2 separate regions of the Homo sapiens genome follow, and region 2 is linked to region 1. Evidence: chromatin contacts called from ENCODE Hi-C or POLR2A ChIA-PET data. All regions are on one chromosome and are shown on one strand. The core of a region is the stretch at or near the end of the contact, and the rest is flanking DNA. Distances in the headings are between cores, read along the strand shown.

Region 1 (4,120 bases), core at 1,455-3,954:
TTGAGACAGGGACTCCCTCTGTTGCCCGGGCTGGAGTACAGTGGTGTGATCACAGCTGACTGCAGCCTCAATCTTTTGGGTTCAAGTGATCCTCCTGCCTTAGCCTCCGAGTAATTGGAACTATAGGCATTAGCCATCGCACCTAGCTAATTTTTTTATTTTTTAAATTTTTTGTAGAGATGGGGGTCCCACTATGTTGTCCAGGCTGGTCTGGAACTCCTGGGGCCACTGCACAGCTATACTGTCTGACAAGCACACATGGCAATAACCAAACCAGACTGCCTGATGCAGACTGAGGGCAGTGCTTTCGAGGTCACACTCCTAGACCCTGGGCTGGAGCAAAGAGAAAAGGAGACAGTGGTTAAGGGACCTCACAAACAACCTACCACTTGACCCCACGATGCACACAAGGAAGGGGTGCAGGTGTCTGCACTCCCATGCAGACGTGCTCTCATTCAAACAATCAGAATTGGCTTTCTGGGAGGAAACATGCTGAGGGGGCAGCTGGGTTTTAAGCTTTTTGTTGTATCCTGGCTCTCACACAGCTGCCTCCACTCTGTCATCTGGTGTCTGAGTGCCTCACGCCTGCCTGAGGCAGTGCCCAGCTGATGGCAGTCCCCCAGCTCTAATGACCCTGTCCCATGGGTGTGACCACAGGGACTGTTGCTGTGCCAGGTCAGGTTGGCTGCAGGCACTTACATGCGCTTCCCACTCAATCCTTCAGCTACAGTGAAAGAGAGTGCCCGTAAGAACGGCCGCAGGTCTCCTGGGCTAGAAACACCCCCAGAAAGCAGCTTACCTCACCAGAAGCGTTTCACATTTGGAAATTAAGATAAGGAACACAGAACTGATTGTTTCCTTCCTTCCTTCCTTCCCTCCCTCCTTCCTCTTTTTTTTTTTTTTTTTTTTTGATACAAGGCCTGGCTCTATCACCCAGGCTGGAGTGCAGTGGCACGATCTCAGATCACTGTAACCTCTGCCTCCTGGGCTCAGGTCATCCTCCCACCTTAGCCTCCAGAGTAGCTGGGACTACAGGTGTGCACCACCATGCCTGGCTAATTTTTGTATTTTTTGTAGAGACACGGTTTTGCCATGTTGCCCAGGCTGGTCTGGAACTCCTGAGCTCAAGCGATACGTCTTCCTCAGCCTCCCAAAGTGCTGGATTATAGGGGTGAGCCACCAAGCAGAATAGTTTCTTTTTTCCTTTTCTTTTTTTTGAAACAGAATCTCATTCTATTGCCCAGGCTGGAGTGTAATGGTGCGATCTCGGCCACTGCAACATCCCCGTCCCAGGTTCAAGCAATTCTTGTGCCTCAGCCGCCTGAGTGGTTGGGATTACAGGCGCCCACCACCACACCCAGCTAATTTTTTTTTTTTTTTTTTTTTTTTGAGATGGAGTCTCGCTCTGTCTCCAGGCTGGAGTGCAGCGGTGTGATCTCGGCACACTGCAACTCCCACCTCCCAGGTTCAAGCGATACTCCTGCCTCAGCCTCCGGAGTAGCTGGGACTACAGGCACATGCCACCACGCCAAGCTAGTTTTTGTATTTTTAGTAGAGATGGGGCTTCACCATGTTGGCCAGGCTGGTCTCGATCTCTTGACCTCGTGATCCACCCGCCTCGGCCTCCCAAAGTACTGGGATTACAGGCGTGAGCCACTGTGACTGGCCTAATTTTTGTATTTTTAGAAGGGATGGGGTTTCACCATGTTAGCCAGGCTGCTCTTGAACTCTCGACCTCAGGTGATCCGCCTACCTCGGCCTCCCAAAGTGTTGGGATTACAGGTGTGAGTCACCGTGCCTTGCCCAGAACAAGTTTTAAGAACTTGTTTTCTTAAAACAAGCTTTTACTTCAATAGGAAAGTATTAAAGACAAAATAAAAGAAAAAAAAATTTATAAAATAAAACAAGCTTTATGGAGGCAGAACACACAAAGCTCTTTGTTGAAATATGCTCTGAATAATAAAAAGTAAATATTTAATAAAAGTTGCTGGTGCCTGTAATTCCAGCTTCTTGGGAGGCTGAGGAGGGAGGTTTGCTCAAGGCCCGGAGTTTGAGACCAGCCTGGGCAACACAGTTAGACCCCGGCGGGGGCAGGGGAGTGAGTTTCTGGGTGGCCTCTCACCCCAGGGTGCACCTTACAATGACCACGAGGTGCCAGGAACCAGGGTTGGTTTGGCATCCACACAGGGTCAAAAAAATTTAATGGATCTTTGTTCTCTGAAAGGGAACAGGAAGGTAAACACAGGCTGCCACTATTTTTGTTCAGTAACTGGAAAGGCTGCTCTCATTTGATCTCCAAATATTTTTTTAAAAAAACAAACAGTGCTTCAGAGTAAAACTTCTATTGATTTAAATTACAAAGGCATCCATTGCAGGGAGTCAGGGGACTGAACAATGCAGGTCTCTGGACCGGCTGCTGGCTGTGCCAGGGCCCCTACAAGGCGACCCAGCACTGACCTGTGGGGCTGCTGGAGGTCTCCAAAGGTGGCCGGAGTGCCTCTCTGCCAGGGGTGGTCACAAAAGGAAGTTGCCCTGACAACAGGCCAGGACACTGAAAGTTTGGAGATGGAACAAGCCAATGAGCCTCACCTGCCCCCACCAAGACTCACTGCCAGGAAATGCCCAGTCAGCAAGTAACTGACTGCCCAAGGGAAACGAGGCCCCTCTGCTCAAGTCTGGGGTGAGGCACAGGGTGTGCTCCTGACCAAAGAGTGGCTCAGGGGAGCCGTGGCCCTGGCTGCGCACCCCCAGGCACCCTCACACTCTCACTGGCAGCGGATGTGCCGGGGCTTGTCCACTCTGGCCCTGGCCTCTGGCTCCTTGGGCTGCCTGGCTCTCTGCCAGCTGCTCTGCCAACACAACCCTTGTCTCACTTGCTGCCACCTGGCTAGGACTCTCCCTCCACTGCAGCACAGCAACTTGGCAGTGCCCACTGCACCCCGAGGGCCACAGTGTGTCTCTATAACATCCCCAAACCACAACCCAGAATGTCCGACACTCAGACCTCTCTCGAGCTGTTTCTCTTTGGACTCTGAAAACAGCTGTTCTCTGTGGCTGTAAGGCCAAGTGATAGCCTAGGTTGGTCACTTAGAGCCACAGCCAGCTCCTCTAGGCCTAGGGATGCTGAGGGTGCCAGGCTTGGAATGCCTGGCTCCTGAGAGTCATCCCTCCCCTTGGCTCTCCTGCTGATAAATGGCTTCCTGAAATGACCTCAGAGGACGCTGCCCCTTTCACGTTAACCACAGGGCCCCTCCTCCCCACTGTGGCCTGGCAGAGGCCTTTGTAGGGTACTCTCACAAGGCATCCCTCAGTCAGGGGGAGGGGAAGTCGAAGCAGAGGGGCCGGCGCTCTGAGGCCCACCACTGGGCTCACAGGCCGCCCCATCCTAGGCCATCCCAGCCCTGGGAGGACCAGACACCTCCTCGCTGGGGTCTGAACCCTGAAGAGGGATATGGGAGACAGGCAATTCCTCTCCACCTGCTCACTCCCAAAGCTGTGTTCTGTCTTCCCCAGAAGACAGATGCTGTTAGAGCCACATGTTTCTATCTGCCTCTGCCCACCCCTGGGGCCTGCTGTGTGCCAGACACTTGGTGGCACTTCACATTGCTCATTTAAGCCGCATGACAACCTTGTGAGGTGGTTTTATCCACCCCCGTTACAGAGGAGGAGACTGAGGCTAAAGACACCATGACATCCTCAAGGGCTCACAGCTAGAGGGTGGTGAGGATCACACGGGAGCCCGGCGCTGTCCACCTCTAAGGCTAAGATAGCACATGGTATTTCATAGCACAGCCGCACTCAGCTAGAAAACACTCCTCTATGACAGTGTTCAGAAGGATGACTTGCCAGGCAATGATGGGATGTTGCTTTAATTTCATGACTTGGTCTCCTTACGTGTGAAGCCTGGAATAGTAACTTCTGCTCTACCTGACTTATAGCAGAGATCAGAGCATCGAATAATGGTTGCTAAAATATCTTGGAAAAGGAAACAGTCCTATCCAGATGAAATGTGTTCATACCGTAGACATGACAGAGACCAGCTCTTGTTCAGTGCCCCCTACCTGCTGGCTGCTTCCTCGGCTCCTCGAACAGATCAGCCGAGCTTATGGAGGAACTTGCC
Region 2 (4,361 bases), core at 1,103-3,602, 100 kb after region 1:
CAGCCAGCTGCAGGGCCTCACCGGGCCTTCACTGCAGCTACAAAGCTTTCAGGGAAATCCAGGGCCTGAGTTAGTTTATCCCTAAGCCAACCCACGTCCCAGGCAGCTAGAGGGGGCTCCAGGACTGAGTCCCTTCTCCTCAGGACTGTGCCCTGCAGAGTCACTACCTCTCACCCACCTTCCCTGGGGAGGGTGTGCGTGTGCCTGGCAGATGTTGTATCCTGTACACACCTGCCAGATGTCCCCATGGTGACAGCTTCAGGCAACTTTCTTCCAACCTATCCTAACCCCTATGCTGAATCTTCCTTTCCAAACGGGGATGACTGTTGATATTAGGGTTGTGAAATCTGTGATGTGTGTTTGAAAACACCAAAGAGTAACAGGGGTCCTTGAAAAACCATCTAGTCCGTGCCTTGCTTTCAGGTGCCAAACTGCAATTTCCACATCCTCATTTCTATGGGATTCCACTCGTCCTGGTCCCCAAACTTCCCACCAGCTCATCCACCACTGGGCTCCCAACTTGTCTCAGCCCTGGAATGTAGGCCCTGGGAGTTCCACACTTCGGTGCTGCCTTGAACCACAAGCTCAGACTAACACCTAACCTCACTGGGGCTCGCCATCTGCAAATGAGGTGATGCTATTTACCTTGCAGGGCCCAAGAGGGTTAGAGATTCAGAATCGCCTTGAGTCTGATCTACAATCCAGACTCGATTCTGACCCAGCACTAGTCCTGTCCTTTCCTCGGGGCCTCAATTCTGTCTCAACTTGGGGTTTTCAGTTCTTGCTCCCAACACTGACTGGCCGTATCCTCTGTTCCTGAAACCTGTATCCTCAAGTACGAAGGTGAAGAAAATGGAGCTCACTACCCTGAAAGCACCCCTTGCCGTTTGATCATTTAAAAGCATGAATCCCAGATTTCAACAATCATAAAGACACACTGAGTTACGAATCTTTAACTGAAATGTTCAAAATGACAAAATAAAAAATAGATGACACAGAAACCCAGAAATTGCAATTTTCAGATCCTAACTCCAAAGGCAGAACACATAAGATAGACAACATAGAAAGAAAGGATGTGTTTACGCAAAGCTGTGTTGAACTAACTCTTCCTCAAGGCCGTCGGCCAGGCTCCCCATGCTCTGCTCCCTTGGTGCGTGTTACACAGATGTCGAGAAGGCCCCGCGACACCCTACATGGCGTTCACATGCACAGCATATGCCGCCCTGTGTGCCATCTCCCATCCTGGAGCCCTGGGTCTCTGGGAAGACATGCACTGCTCACTTGCCTTCAGCCGAGCACCCAGCAAGTGGCAGGAATTTGGTATGTGGCTGCCGTTTTTGCTCTCCCTCACTCCTCAGGGAGGCGCCCCCACTGATGCAGGCATCACCTTGCTGGAAGAGCTGCCATGGCGAGATCACCTGCCCGGTCCCTAAGCTCGCTGAAGACCTGAGGCTTTTGGCAGAATTCCCAAGGCACCCCCTGACTGACAGGGAGTGTGAGAGACATCCAAAACTGGCTCGACCCCTAAGGTCCAAAGCCGATGATCTAGTGGGGAAACGCCAGCTGGGAAAAGCTGGAGGATCAATTCTTCCAGGAAGCCTCCCCACCTCCTTCCGTTCCCTCCTCTTCCCAGTTTGGTGCTTCCACAGCCCCCCCATACTGCACTCCAGTCTACCTCCACCCTGGCCCTAGCCCCCTGCACCCGAATCCTGGTTTACTTTATGACTCCTGTTACCCTACCAGTCCCCACTAGTGGAATGTGGGCTCCTCTCCCCATCTCTGTGCCTGGGCACCCCAGCTCCGCCCCCCTGCACTGTGCCCAGCTCAAACAATCGTTTATCCACAAATGTCTCCATGGAGCTAAGCCCACCACAGTCTAATGAGCACTACGGACCCCACCGGCTCTAAAATGAAAGGAGATTTGTTACTGAATAGAAAGGAAAAATGTGTCTCTTAAACAGTTTTAAAAAGTTATTCTGACATCACTGAGATCAAATAAGAAAATAAAATTTTATCTTCATCTACAGAAATGCACAAAAAAAATTTAAAAAATTTTATCTTCAGAAGACAAGCTTCTTGACAGCACAAAACCCCGAAGTGCTAAATTCCCTCAACGCAAAAACCAAAGAACTCTTTCTCTGCATTCAGAATGATGGCATTCACACGGGGGGAAGACAGGTCTGTCTGCACAACAGAAGGAAAGGTGACCTCATTCATCCACCTTTTCCTGTCTCCGCGTGTGCGATGCTCCCGCGTGTGGCTGCAGAAACGGTAAGTGTAGAGAGGACGCTCAGAGACCACTCGGGCTCGGGAGTCATTTAGACTTGGCCTTGCCATGCAGGTGTCCTGTGACCTCAGACAAAATAAACTCTGGGTGTCAACAGGCTCATTGGTGCCGCTGGCCCAGTGCCCAACTACCAGCAAGTGCTGTCCCTGGCCTGGGCAGCCCATCACAGAACAGCAGCAGGCCATCACTGCTGGCTGAGCCTGACCTGCGACGGTGCACCCCAAATTCTGCTTTCTTTTCCTCCACTGAAAGTGGAATTTGATTTTTCCCAGTATCGGGAATGGCTGAGCACGCAGGCCGAAGACAATGTTGTAGATGTCATACACCAAAGGGCATGAAAGAGCTGAAAACAAAAATGACAGATTCGACGGCCTGCAGCAGCCAGCCAAAATAAACTGCCCGGCTGGCTCCCTGCAGTGCTCCTGGTGGGTGGATGGGTAAAAGGGATTGGTGCTGGCCAGGGCTGGTCCCTGCCCTGTTTGCCCTAAAAGCAGGAAGCCGCCTGTGGGAACCAGGCCAATTCTGCAGCTGCTGGAACACAGCAGGAGAGGCTCCTGTGAGACCTTCAGTCATATCTACCTGACCACCCACCGCCACCCACTCCTTCAAGTATGTAAGTCCCTCCCATGTGCTGTGCATGGCACCAGGCCCTGGCAACACCAGCCAAGCAACACCTGCCAAGCTAGGGGACAGTGGCCATGGACAGGGATGGCAGCAGTGCTGAAAACTGTCCAAGGGAAATGGCAGTCACTTGTGGAACTGTCTTGTGCTGCTGCTGGCCTGTGAGCTCCAAGAGGACAAGGGACTGTCCCTGTCACACTCACCTCTGTGTCCCAGCCCCAAGCTCAGGCCAGGCATGAGCCTGACTGACTGACCAAGGGGGACAAAGGACAGCTTGGTTAAAACCCATCACATCATGAGAAAAACCTCCATTACTGGGTAGAGATTGGGCAGCAAAGGCTGCTTTCTGCTCTAATCTCAACGTCAAAGTCTGTCCAATGTTGACGTCTGTTTTCATAAGCGTCCAAGCATTGCTTAGGTTGTGTATTCTAAACTGTGAAAACCACCCATTTAAAAACACGTAATTCTGAAGAGTCACGAGATTCAGGGTCAGCCAAACATGGCCAAGACAAAGGCAGCCCACACGTCGAGGGCCCTGATCTGCCCCATAGGACGACAAAGTCTATCTGAACCACAATGGAAATGTCCACTATAGCTCAGGGGGAGGGTCACCCACCAAAGAAGGGCAGGATCTTAGGAAAACTATTTTCTCACTGGCTTAGAAGGAATTCACATGAATATAACTCATTCCTGAAAAAGGTAGGTATACAGTGCTCTGAAGAGCAGGCTGCAGCAGCCTGTTCAGAAATCCCAGAACAGCCAAATACCATCAGAAACACAACTCTCCCCAAAATAAGCATAAGAACCTTAAACGAAGATTACGCAATATACACCATGTCTACATTTTGTGTGTAACATCGGGGTAGGAAAAAGAGTTTTTGCCAAAAGAGAAAAAAAGTACCACACACAATTTTAGCCTCTTTGTGGGTGTTCTCTGTAATTCTTACAACCATCCTGGAAGTAGGAAATGAGCAATGCCATGTTACAGCCTAGGAAATGCTGGAGAGCACAGAGGAAGACTGCCCAAGCCCGCCCGGAGCAGTCAGGGAAGGCTCTTCCTTTCCCAGAGCAGCTCCCTAGGAAGGAGATGGAAGTCTGGATGGAGGAAAGAATCCTCCAAGCCACACCAGGCAGGGTCACAGATCTTTGTGGATGGGAGCCTGGGGTGGCTCAGCTTGGCTGGAGCCCAGGGCAGAGCTTCTCAGGAAGAGCCAGGGAGTCCAGCTGGCTGTCAACACATGCTCGTGTCTTGGCCATGCTAAAGAGTATGCTTCTATTTTGAAGGTGATGCAGAAAACTGAAGCTTCCCAGCAGGGCAGGGAGCCATCCAATCTGCTTTTCTAGATGGGCTATCTGGCAGTGGGGTGGAGACTGAGGAGTTGATGCCTTAATCCTTGCTCATGGTTCAGCAGATACTAGTTCAGTGAAAAGAAATAATTAATGGTAATTTTTA

What was found. Hi-C counts contacts between places; a loop is a spot of excess contacts on that map. ChIA-PET counts read pairs that join two places held with the same protein, here RNA polymerase II (POLR2A).
Region 2: a map of endothelial cell of hepatic sinusoid shows a loop between it and region 1 (4-fold over the local background). The contact joins two enhancer-like sites. A Hi-C loop is called at or near these places in 1 of 168 maps with a recorded cell type or tissue (endothelial cell of hepatic sinusoid). POLR2A ChIA-PET finds 5 or more read pairs at or near these places in 4 of 52 experiments (Caco-2, H1, OCI-LY7 and 1 more).

The regions. Positions count from the first base shown.
Region 1 is chr22:42,803,012-42,807,131 of GRCh38, forward strand. It overlaps ARFGAP3 (ARF GTPase activating protein 3), which reads right to left. Exons shown (of 16, transcript NM_014570.5): 14 at 4,062-4,120. Among named protein-coding and RNA genes, the nearest start is that of ARFGAP3, 52 kb to the right of the region's middle. Within about 2 kb of position 2,705, at least 20 of the 41 ENCODE cell types and tissues checked have a DNase peak (open chromatin) inside an H3K27ac peak, as active enhancers do.
Region 2 is chr22:42,903,069-42,907,429 of GRCh38, forward strand. The region is part of intron 2 of PACSIN2 (protein kinase C and casein kinase substrate in neurons 2); the gene reads right to left. Among named protein-coding and RNA genes, the nearest start is that of ARFGAP3, 48 kb to the left of the region's middle. RefSeq lists enhancers at 1,443-1,963, 2,858-3,533. Within about 2 kb of position 2,353, at least 17 of the 41 ENCODE cell types and tissues checked have a DNase peak (open chromatin) inside an H3K27ac peak, as active enhancers do.